Linked DNA regions of Homo sapiens: all the other regions are linked to region 3. A link is an interaction called in ENCODE POLR2A ChIA-PET data of the cell type or tissue named here. Cell type or tissue: Caco-2. All regions are shown on one strand.

Region 1 (4,000 bases), 55 kb before region 3:
AACATTACTAAAACTTGTTCAACATTTCAAAAACTTACATCCTTGATGATAGCACCACTCGTTTTTTTTGAAACACTATTACATACCTTCAGTCTGAATGTCAAGCTGTGGTATTTGTATGGATATGAACATACCTTTTAGCCCATATTTTACAATGTTGAATACAATGTTTAAATGTCAACAACATTTAATTGAAATCTGGAATTGGGTTTTATGAGATCAACCACAAATCAATACTTGTGAACATTCCACTCTACCAACACGTTTTTCTTTGTGTGTTTTGCATGTGAATTCTTTAACGTGTGTTGAATGCAGCCTATTTTTCAAGCTAATCAGAAAATAATTAGTGAGTTCTTTGTTGTTGTTTTTTTTTTCACTCTCCCATTCTATTTGAGAAATTCACTTCTTTTCTGATGCATCTCTCAGAAAATATTTGTTGTTCTGACTGATTTGGGTTTAAGGACCAAGCCCTACCTGCACATAGACCTGGAGGTGTTGTGGAGGGAAGATCTTATTATGTCTGTGCTTTTGGTTTGAAAAAGCAGGAGGTCTGTAGGGCTTCATTCATGCAGTTTTGACAGTCCCCTTCTGCTTCCCAGAGAATTCAGAGACTTCTCCCAAGTGCAAGCTTTATTAAGGCTTAGGAGCTTTATTACAAAATGCTGCTTCACTCATAACCATTCACAATTGCTGTGGTGCTTCTGTTGTTGCAAGGATTTCCACTGTACTGACTTCCTAATTTGGGGTTATGTAAAAGGTTTTCAGAAAATGTCTGTGCTCTCTGATCCTGCTTGGAATTCACAGATGCAAAAACTAAATATTGAATCTGTTAATGGAAAATACTCAGGCTTTATAATGAGGCAGACCTAAATTTGAATCCCAGCTCTTGCTCAAGTTAACAAACTTTGAGCCTCAGTTTCTCAACTCCAAAATGGAAATAATAATACTTGCCAGAAATAATGAATGCAGACTGCCTAGTGTAGTGCCTGGCACAGAGCATTACTCAGCAGATGGAAAGTTATTATTAATATCATTTTGGTTCCTAAATCGCCATATTGGTTTATGTATTCATACCATATCTGTCCCCAGAATATTTAAGACCACCAAGTTCACTGAGTTACAGGGATGTTAATAAGGTTATGGATGAATTTTTACAAACCTGTCTCAATCCTTTTAATGGACTTCATTCATCTATATCTGTCCACTGAGGGATTGAAACCAAGTCTGTCTCATTCGCAGTAGAATCCCCAGCACCTAGCACAATGCCTAGTGATACTCAAATAATTGTTTATTGAGTCAATGAACCTAATCTTACTTTTTCCCATTCCCTTTTAGAGGCCGCAAGAGGAGAAATATCCTGTGGGACCATGGCTGTTGGCACTGTTTGTTTTTGTTGTCTGTGGCTCAGGTATGGGTGTTTCACTGAACTTATATCCCATGTTCTCCACTGGCCTTTGAAAAACACACGTTTTCTTCACAAAGCAAATAGATGAAAAACATACTGGTATGGGATTCAAGTTTATCACTGCCTTAAGCCTTAATCTTAATGGGTTTTGATTTAGTTTCTATTCCAAATATAGGTAGAGACACAATTAATACACTATCAAATCCTAATCATAAAATGATTACACTGAGTAGTTAAAGTGGCTGTATACACTGTAGAGTTCAGTAAAGTCTTTTTGTGCAGACATAGCCTTAAAAGGGCATTAGAACAGAAGGTGAAACACCTGTGTGCCTGTGATAAATCCACATTCCGAGAAAGGGAGAGGCCTTATGCCTTATGAGAAAGTTCTGCAGAGCTCCTAGATACAACTTCCTAGATACAACTGAGCCTTTGACCCAAGCCTTAAGGTATGGGTCACCTGATACTGTAAGGTGGCAAGTTGAGAGCTTTACTTACACACATGCAGATACACACATACACACAAATGCAGGGAAGATGAGCAGAAGCATCGTGCCATTGTTTCTAGTTACATGCTGAACTAGCCTTGACATGGTTCCTGATCCCCATATGTTGGGTCTCAGAAATCCTTGTGAGTGGAGGTCACTTCTTCTAACTACACAGCATGCCTTGAGGGATTCCCACCCTCCAGCATCTCACTGTTACTGAGGGCAGGGAGGCAGAAGGTCCACATCTTCCTGCTCAGGCTTAGGCCTCCCAGCAAGACAGCCTCTGCCCCAATGACAAGAGAAGCCCATGACTAAAGATGAATCATGCATTCAAACCTAAAATCATGAAAATTAAAAAAAAAATTTAAGATGGATCAGTTCCTTTTATCTTCAAGAGACCACTCTTCCAAAGAAGCAAAAACTCTTAGGAGGAAGGAAGGATCCAAAGTACTTGGCATTATTGTTGCTTGTGGCTCAAATATTTTAAAGATGATTTGGCATTCCAAGATGAGAAAATCTTACACTCAAAGAAAGACAGTTCTACTCTATTCCCAAAGAAGTATCTTTAAGGACATCTTTTAAACAGCTGTTTACCCAATCCCTATTTGAATACTTCTTCAAAAAGCCTATTCCATGTCTGCTGGAATTCTATTAGAAATGTCTCTCCTGTTTTGAATTACACTATGCTGTCTTCTCAGTTGTTCAGATTTGAACTCCTAGGGTAACACAGAATGGACTCGTTCTCCTCTAAGCACCTTGAATCATCAGATATTTTAAAGATGACTGCCTGGTGGCTCCTTCTGCAAACTAAGCTTCCCTAAATCTCTCGACCTTGCCTCATAAGATGTGGTTTCTAGACTCCTCTTCTGGATCTGCTCAATGACTTTCTTAAAGGGTAGCATTTGGCAGCGCATGCCTGTAATCCCAGCTACTTGGGAGACTGAGGCAGGAGAATCACTTGAACCCAGAAGGCAGAGGTTGCCATGAGCCAGAGATCGCGCCATTGCACTCCAGCCTGGGCAACAAGAGTGAAACTCCGTCTCAAAAAAAAAAAAAAAAAAAAAAGCCAGGCGCAGTGGCTCACGCCTGTAATCCCAGCACTTTGGGAGGCCGAGGTGGGGAGGATCACAAGGTCTGGAGTTCGAGACCATCCTGGCCAACATGGTGAAACCCTGTCTCTACTAAAAATACAAAAAATGAGCTGGACATGGTGGCACGCGCCTGTAGTCCCAGCTACTCAGGAGGCTGAGGCAGGAGAATCACTTGAACTGCAGAGGTGGAGCTTGCAGTGAGCCGAGATCGTGCCACTGTACTCCTTCCTGGGCAACTGAGCGAGACTGCGTCTCAAAAAAAAAGTATAGCATTTGCAACTGCAGAAGGTGGTCTAGAAGCAGTGTGACCACCACAGAGGCAGTAGGATTGTCACTGCCCTTGATTTTGCTCACCACTCTGCCTCTATTAATGTGACCCAGGCTTGCAGTTACTTTTTAACAGTTGCAGCACATCCTTGACTCACGTCTAGCTGATGGCCAGCCAGATGCCACCCAGCTCTTCCTCAGATAAACTTCCTGCAACCCCGGAAACACATCTACATACCCCTTTATCCCAAGTCTCTCCTGTCTCCATCACATATTATTTTATTTTACTCATGACCCTCATCAGCAGTTGCAGTTATTTAGTTTACTTACTTAGGTTCATTTCCCTCCAGTAGGATATAAGCTCAGGGGAGACAGTGTTTATTTTTCATTAAATTTGTAGATCCTAGTTTAGTATTTAGCACATAGTTAGTGCTTAGGATGGATGGATGGATGGATGGATGGATGGATGGATGGATGGATGGATAAAGCCAGATATTCCTCATACTGTAGATATCTAGTTGACCTTTTTTGAGACCTAATATAAAACTTTATGACTTTTTTTTTTATTCTCAAAGAAGAACGATTACTTCTATTAAAATTTTAGGCTGGGCGCGGTGGCTCACGCCTGTAATCCCAGCATTTGGGAGGCCGAGGCGGGCGGATCATGAGGTCAGGAGATAAGACCATCCTGGCTAACACGATGAAGCCCCGTCTCTACTAAAAATACAAAAAAATTAGCCGGACCTGGTGGC
Region 2 (4,000 bases), 78 kb before region 3:
AGGAGTAGAACCCAGATGTTCAAATTCTCATTCTTTTTTTGTTTGTTTGTTTTGTTTTGTTTTGTTTTGCTCTAACAGCAACCAAGGAAAAAAAACACAAAGATTTTATCTGTGTCCTCTTATGGGCTTGCATGCCAAATATTTTATTTATCTTGCTTTTCTGATCACGCTTTCAACCTATCTCATAAGCAACAGCCCTGAATTTCTCTTTTTCTTTCCTTCCAATGTATAGACCCATAAAATCATTCCTTTAAAAAAATCTGACAATCTGCTGTGACAGTAAAAGCCAATGTATTCACTTTTGTCATATCCCAGCCTGGCAATTTGCCTGTATCTTCTGGCATATTCTAATGAAATTACTGCTCAACTTACAGTGTACTTCCTTACAGCCCTGAGTGAATTCCCCTGCCCCATTAATCTGTATTTTCATCTATCCAAGATGTCAACTTGATATCTTATTTTCCATTTTGCCTAACTCGCTAGTAACACAATCTGTGAAACAACACATCCAATGGAAATTGCTCTGAGAAAATGTGATCATAAACGTGTCAAGTTAAGCATGTGCTAGGGTTTTTTTTTTTAATACAGTTCAGATAGTATTAGGATATATGTAATCAAAAACACAAATGTGTTTTTATTTTCAAACCAAGAGAGATTCCCAGAACTCTTTAAAGTAGTGGTTTATATCTTTAGCAAACTAGTTGTGGCCCATTGCTAGTCATTTATCCATTATTTTCTTATGCAGAAATGACATGAGAGGATTAATTTGTATCCTGTGGAACCTCCAGCCAAAACAGTTGGTCAATAATAATTGCTACTTTCACCAAGTGTTATGCATTACTTGAGGAGATTAAGTATTATTAAACTGGTGTTACAAGTGATGAAGTTGAGATTTAGAGAAGTCAAGTAATTGTCTTAAGTCACCTAGCTAATAAGTAGAAAGTCAGGATTTGAACTCAAAACCTACACCCTTAACCACTCTGATATGAGTTTAATTTGATCTGAACTTCTATCTTTAAAACAGGGATTGAAGGCCGGGTGCCGTGGCTCACTCTTGTAATCCCAGCACTTTGGGAGGCCAAGGCAGGTGGATCACGAGGTCAGGAGATGGAGACCATCCTGGCTAGCACAGTGAAACCCCGTCTCTACTAAAAACACAAAAAATTAGCCAGGCGTGGTGGCGGGCGCCTATAGTCCCAGCTGCTCAGAAGGCTGAGGCAGGAGAATGGTGTGAACCCGGGAGGTGGAGCTTGCAGTGAGCCAAGATCACACCACTGCACTCCAGCCTGGGCAACAGAGCAAGACTCCATCTCAAAAAAAAAAAAAAGGGCAGGGGGTGGGGGCACTGAAGATTTAGAAGTCTGGAATTCTGACTAAACGTTGAGTAGCTCTTTAATCTTATTAATATTAGTGTGTTTTGGTTTTTATATATTCAGTCAACTGATACCATTTTTCTTTATTCTGCTTGGTCCTGGGGATAACATGGTGAGTAAAAGCTGGTAAGGTATCCATCCTTATGGAGTTTACAGCCCAAAGGAGACGCCAACACTGATCAAATCACACAAAAAAAGGTAAAATTACACTTTGGCTGGGAGCAGTGGCTCATACCTGTGATCCCAGCACTTTGGGAAGCTGAGGCGGGTGGATCACTTGAACTTAGGAGTTCAAGACCACCCTGGGCAACATAGTGAGAACTTGTCTACAAAAAATACAAAAATCAGCCAGTCATAGTGGTACGTGCCAGTAGTCCCAGCTACTCGAGAGGCTGAGGTGAGAAGACCACTTGTTCCTGGGAGGTGGAGGTTGCAGTGAGCTGAGATCATGCCACTGCACTCCAGCCTGTGTGACAGAGTGAGAACCTGTCAAAAAAAAAAATATATATATATACATTTTAACATCCTATACCACATTTAATCCTATGAAGGAGACATCTGGTACCTGTTCAGGGACCCTGACTGAGACCTGGAGGTCAAGACAAAGCTTTCAGAGTAGGAAATGTTGTGATCCACAATCCATGGAGCAAAGCCTTGGTTGCTGTTTCTAAAGCTGAGGAAACAACAAGAATAAGGATCTCCAACTGAGTCTGTGGTCAGTGCTTTTGAACTGAATCCAGTGTGTCCCCCACTGACTTGGTCTCATAGTAATTTTCTTATCACAAAAGACACTGTCTCCATCCCTTTTGGCTAAGCATAAGTATGTTTGCAATAGCACACACCCCATTGATGGCTTGGACATGAAGGATGGTAGGAAGAAGAGAGTCAAGGATAACTGTGGGCATAAATACGTGGGGATAAACATGGGCAACTAAGAACTGAGGACCATCCCTCACTGGCAGTAGTAGAGCTGAGCAGCAGAAAAGGTTTGGGGGAAACTTGGATTGCAATAATATGATCCATTTTAGACATAGAGATTTAAATGATGGTAAAATATCAGTAGAAACACTTTGCAAGCCTGGGCAACATAGGGAGACCCTGTCTCTACACAAAGTAAAAATCAATTAGCTGGGCATGGTAGAACATGCCTACAGTCTCAGCTACTACTACGGAGGCAGAAGCAGGAGGATCACTTGAGCCCTGGAGTTCAAGGCTGTAATGAGCTGTGATTGCAGCACTGCACCCCAGCCTGAGTAACAGAACAAGACCCTGGAAAGAAAGAGAGAGAAAGAAAGGAAAGGAAAAGAGAAGAGGAGAGGAGAGGAGAGAAAAAGGAAGGAAGGAAGGAAGGAAGGAAGGAAGGAAGGAAGGAAGGAAGGAAGGAAGGAGAAGAGGAAGGGGAAGAGAAGAAGAAAAGAAGAAAAGGACCTTGCAGACTGAGGGGAAAAAAGATGATAAAATATAAAAACGGGGATACAATTGGAATTTATCTGCAGCCTGTAATAATAACCCTTTATAATTGCATCATCATCGTCATTTCACATGGTGCTTACTGTAAGTCTACACACATGTTAACTGTTGAAATCTCAGAACAAGCCTGTGAGGTGAGTATTGTTAACATCCCCATTGAATGGATCAGGAATCTGAGACCCAGAGTGTCTGTGGCACAGCCACAGCAATAATGCTGAGTTGGATCCAAACCCAGGCAAGCTGGTGCCCAAGGCCACATCCCTAACCACCCTAGTGCCTCCCTACATATCATGACAGAGTACAACTCACTTTGACATCTTATTCCACACTTCATCCTCACAGCAGCACCATGGAGGGAAAACTGTTAACTCATCTCTATAGATAGAACAACAAGGCCTTCCCAAGTCACAGAGTTCCAGATCCCAAACCCATGACTTCTGGTTCCAAATTCAGCGTTTTTTCTGCTCTACCTCAGCTGCCCCTAAAAGCTAAAGAGCTCCTGCTTTAGGTAGCATGGAGGGAAAAGAAGGAATTTGCACAAGTGTTGAGGGGAAAAGAGGTGATAGTAACGAATGAAAACTCAGAAGAAAAAAAAAATCCCAGAGAGCTTAAAACAGATATTTTCCTTGCTAGTAACAATCTGGTCAAATGATAACTGACCACCTGCTGTGGGCAGAACTAAGTTCGGTTTGGTGTTTGATGTTTGCTGAAGGGCAGGTGCAAAGATAATGCTGATTAGACCTGATTCTTGCTCTAGATGAATTTATAATCTTATTGAGGCGTAAGTTAGACCTTAAACAAAGATAAGCATTTTCCAGGGCAATGTGTGTCTCAGCCGGAGAACTCAAAAAGAGAGCAGCAGGATGTCAGCAGAGGCAGAAGTCCCAGCTGAACTGTCAGAAGAGCCTTCGGGAGGGCAGGTGCGGCCTGAGTATTCTATTAAGAGAAGCATTTTGTGCTCTTGCTCTTCTGTTTATTTATACATAATATTTATAAGGCTCCTGAAGCCTTTTCTGACAATTCAGCCTGGGACTTCTGCCTCTGCACATTTACCTTGATCCTTTCTAGACCAAGATGGGAGAAAACGAATTCAAATCCTTCCCTCCCTCCTACTTTTCACCCTCCAACATATGAAAGATAATGACAAGGCCATGTGC
Region 3 (4,000 bases):
AGCTTCTCCAACTTCCGTCTTTTGATCCTAGATCTGCTTATTCCAATTATACACAGAATAAGGCTCCTTCTTCCTCTCAGTTCAGTAAAAAATTAAGATTTTCAAGGACTCCTAGAATTTTAAAGCCAAAGGGGAATGTAAGAGATCATCTCTTTCAAACCCCTACATCCGTCCAGGAGTGAAGCAACCTGTCCAAGTCACACAGTAGTTAGAATTGAGCTGGACTCCTCCACTGTCTCTTCTCTTACCTGCTGAACAACTCAATGTGTCAATTTCCTTTTACTTCATGCAGTCAAATCACGCCCCTACTTTTCCAATCATTCCACTGCCCTTCAGGATTTTACTAGTCAAATTGTTAACTTTACCTGGAAACAGTTGTGGAAATGACTGCCATTATGTTAACAGGGTCATATGAAAAACACTTGTTTATCAACATTTATATGCTTTATTGAAAGTTGACAAGTGCAACAGTTAAATACAGTGACACCTTACAATTGTGTAGAGAACATGCACAGAAACATATGCATATAACTACTATACAGGTGATATGCAGAAACCCCTACTGGGAAATCCATTTCATTAGTTAGAACTGAGCATTTTTCAAAGTATTCAACCAGCTCAATTGAAAGACTTCAGTGAACAAGGATTTACTTCAGCGTATTCAGCAGCTAGATTTCAGATTACACAAAGTGAGTAACTGTGCCAAATTCTTAAAATTTCTTTAGGTGTGGTTTTTGTCATGTAGCAGTTTTTATGTAGATCTATATATAAAAGTCCACACCTCCTCAGACAGCCAATGAAACAACTAAATTTCAATCTGTACAACCTAAATAGTAGTTACAGTCCTCTATTGTACAAAATAGTTACACTACATACACAAATATACAATAAGCAAAACAACCTTCATGGTAAGATAGCCTAGGTCCCAGCTACCTGTCACCATTTTGTCACTCTCATAGTTTTGTGTCATCCATTGTTTGAGAAGAAAGAGGCACAGTACTATTGTTTTTTATGAATTTTGGTGACAGTTGTCAAATTTGTACAGTGAACTCTGTTCCCCCTCATTTTAGTCTTTTTACCCTCCTTTCAAGTTCCTCCTGGGGGGAGGAGAGGAGAGAGGCGAGTCCAGTGAGGAGCTCCATCGCTTCACAACCCCATGTAGGACACTAAGCGCAAGCAGGAGAGAGAACCCTTGGAAGTGAGGGGTAGGGAGCCGGAAGGGATGGAAAGGCACACAGCTCCTGAGCATGAATTAAACCATTTCTCAGATATCTGCCAAGCTGCATGAGGTCCCGGTATATCCATGCTAATTCTCGGATTAACCTTTAATTCACCCAACTAAGAAATTTCTCCAAGCCATAAGCATATGAGTGTTTAATACTGGAAAAGAGATAATGGCATATGTCAGTCTCACGTCTCTTTCGCAGCGAGCAATGAAATGGGTGACTGTGGAGGCAGATTCTCCCTAGCACATCTTCTCCGTCTGTTCAGTTCACACGCAGCAGCCAGTTCTGCGGGGGCATAGGCAGCTATGCGGTTGGTCCTGAGCCCTGCGATGCTGGCTGGGCGGGGGGCTGTGTGGTGCCCTGTGGCTGGGTGGTGGCAGGGGGGGAGCCAGTCTGCAGCTGGGCCTGAAACTGGGCAAGCTGCTCAGGACTGGCCAGTGTCTTCAGCAGATTGTTCTCCTGCTCCAGCTGGGAATTTTTCTCTATTAGTTCTTTGATTTGCTCTTTGAGGACCTCCACTTCTTCTCTGACCGCATACATCAAATGGCTTTTCACTAGATCCTGGAAAGAAGACAGAAAAGGTTTAACTCATTATTTGGTATTTTCTGGACTCTTTTGAGTTTCCAAGACATTATTTTACATGGATCTCCCTAACTATTTACATATTCCACCTTTAAAGTTGGTTCAATGACACTTGGGGAAATCTGAATACAAACATGACTGTACAATACTTGAGTTTAACGTATAAATGATCAAGCTTTGTAAAAGTCTGTGCTTCTCTGCAGACGTTGGCCAGAAACGCCCAAGTAAGGCTTCCTGAGACTGGGCCAGAGCCGGGCGCTGGGTCCCCGACTGAGACCAGCAGCGGGGACGTCCAAGCCACAGCGCGCCCACCGCGTCCCCGCCCCCAGGCCCCGCCCCGCGCTCGCCCGGAGCCGCCTCCTTCAGCACCGGCTGCAGCCAGTTCCTACCGAACATGTTGCCGCATTTTCTTCCCTCCACCCCGCCCCCCTCTTTTCGTGATTAAGCTGACATCACAGAAACCTGGGCAGACGTCGCAGCCAATGGGAGCCCGAGTTATTTATAGCTCCGAATTAAAGGTTCAGAGTTTGCCTAGCAACAGTGGGCAGAGAATCCCGTGAGAAGAGCCACAGGCGCTGCTCCAATAACAAAGAACGGCCAAGGCGGAAATAAAAAATAGGAGAAATCCAGGCGCAGGCTAAGAAAACAAAACTTTTTCTCTGATTCTTCTTCATTGTGAAGGAGCCCGCGCCACCGGGGACCCGTTTGTGCACCGTCTAGAAGACCCTTATCCAGGATCCCGACTTCTGGGGCCCTCCCCACCTCCCGGCTCCCTAGTAAAATATTAGGATTCCTAGTAAAGCCACATCGCTAAAGGTGTGCTCACGACCAGCCGAAGGAGATAGTTGGCCAGCGCTTCCCTAATAAATCCCCAGCAAAAAGGGTCACCGTGAGAAAATCCCGTCGTGTGAAACCAGTCCGGGGAAGAAGACCATTTAATACCCGCAGGGCCCCTTTCTCCCTCCACGGCTGCCGTGGTAGGTGGCTCCACGCTGGCCGAATGGAGACAGCGCCGGCATTTCTACGCGCATCAAGAGCAATCATCATCATCTGAACTTAGGGATGCACTGGTTCCACAAAACATCTTATTTTTGTGCTGTGCCCACATTTAGTATAAATGATTTTTCATCAGTACATACCATAGCTTGCTCGATTTTGTTGTCAATAGCTACCACACTTGCACCAGAGGAGCTGAAAAAGAGGAGGGAAAAAGGTCATCGATAAATGGAATTTATCTTAAGCTTCCAAGATAAAAAGGATCTCCCAATTTTGTGATATTGCTAGCATCATATTTTGAATGTTATTTAACACTATGTAATGTATCACCCTCCAGAAAATGCCAGCCCCTCTCTTACTAACGAATATCCAGGCATCTCCCTATTTTAGTAAGCCACAAAGGACTAAATTACATAATGTGGGGAAAGCCTGTTCTCTGGCCAGACTTGCAAAAATAAGGTTTTTTAACATTTCGAAAAACAACATCCATGTCACCATAATCTCTCAGCAATGGACAAAGGAATTCGCCTGGCTATCTTTCACCTGTATTATTATAAGTATCCCACGAATAAATTTAAAGAAACTATCTTAGCCGACATTTACCTATTATCAAGTCTCACAGAAGCGTTTTCAGTCCCCAGCAAGGATGACAAGAAAGAAATTGAAAAATGTCTCAGTTGGTAAACTCCTAGATCCATCGCCACTGGTCTACACCATTGGGATTTCATGCAATTGCAGCCAAAAACACCCTCGTGGAAAAAAAGAGGGAACACCAGCAGCCTTGTATAAGCTAGATAAAATCTTCTGGCTTTCCGCAGCCCAGGGAGAAACAGAAAACGGCAGCCCTAATTTAAAGAAACCCAGCTTCTAGGGCTTGATGATCCCAGGCAGATGCGGATCCCAGTGCCGTGAAGAGGCGCTTCCCAGATCCGCAGCCGGGCTCCACTCAGCTCTAGACCAGGACTCCCAGTCTTAGTGCAAAATATATGCAGGAAAGAGCTGCGCCGATTGGCCGGCACGCCACTGGGACCGCCCCCTACTCCCTTCCAGGTCCTCCCGCTTCCCTGCTTCCCCGCCTCCCCCCACCCCCACCTCCGCCCCCATTCTCCAGATCCCGCTCGTGGGGTGGGCTGGCCTGGCGCGGGCCGTGCTCAGAGGGAGTGGGGTGCTGGGTTCGGAGGTTTCCACGGCGGCCT

Evidence for each region. ChIA-PET counts read pairs that join two places held together with the same protein. Peaks named below come from ENCODE experiments on the same cell type or tissue, not always from the same donor. Only the 100,000 strongest peaks of a DNase experiment are listed, where the experiment ranks them.
Region 1: POLR2A ChIA-PET joins it to region 3 with 10 read pairs; 15 of 35 experiments call an interaction of 5 or more read pairs at or near these places.
Region 2: POLR2A ChIA-PET joins it to region 3 with 16 read pairs; 18 of 35 experiments call an interaction of 5 or more read pairs at or near these places.

The regions. Positions count from the first base shown.
Region 1 is chr13:44,378,306-44,382,305 of GRCh38, forward strand. It overlaps SERP2 (stress associated endoplasmic reticulum protein family member 2), which reads left to right. Exons shown (of 3, transcript NM_001010897.3): 2 at 1,336-1,408. Among named protein-coding and RNA genes, the nearest start is that of SERP2, 6.5 kb to the left of the region's middle. In Caco-2, no CTCF peak of the experiment used is centred here; a DNase peak (open chromatin) is centred at 1,786.
Region 2 is chr13:44,355,471-44,359,470 of GRCh38, forward strand. No RefSeq gene overlaps it. Among named protein-coding and RNA genes, the nearest start is that of SERP2, 16 kb to the right of the region's middle. In Caco-2, no CTCF peak of the experiment used is centred here; a DNase peak (open chromatin) is centred at 3,601.
Region 3 is chr13:44,433,097-44,437,096 of GRCh38, forward strand. It overlaps TSC22D1 (TSC22 domain family member 1), which reads right to left. Exons shown (of 3, transcript NM_183422.4): 2 at 2,948-2,999; 3 at 1-1,787. The coding sequence ends at 1,530. Among named protein-coding and RNA genes, the nearest start is that of TUSC8, 29 kb to the left of the region's middle. RefSeq lists an enhancer at 1,552-2,751 and a silencer at 2,069-2,178. In Caco-2, no CTCF peak of the experiment used is centred here; DNase peaks (open chromatin) are centred at 2,245, 2,765 and 3,795; H3K4me3 peaks cover 2,683 bases.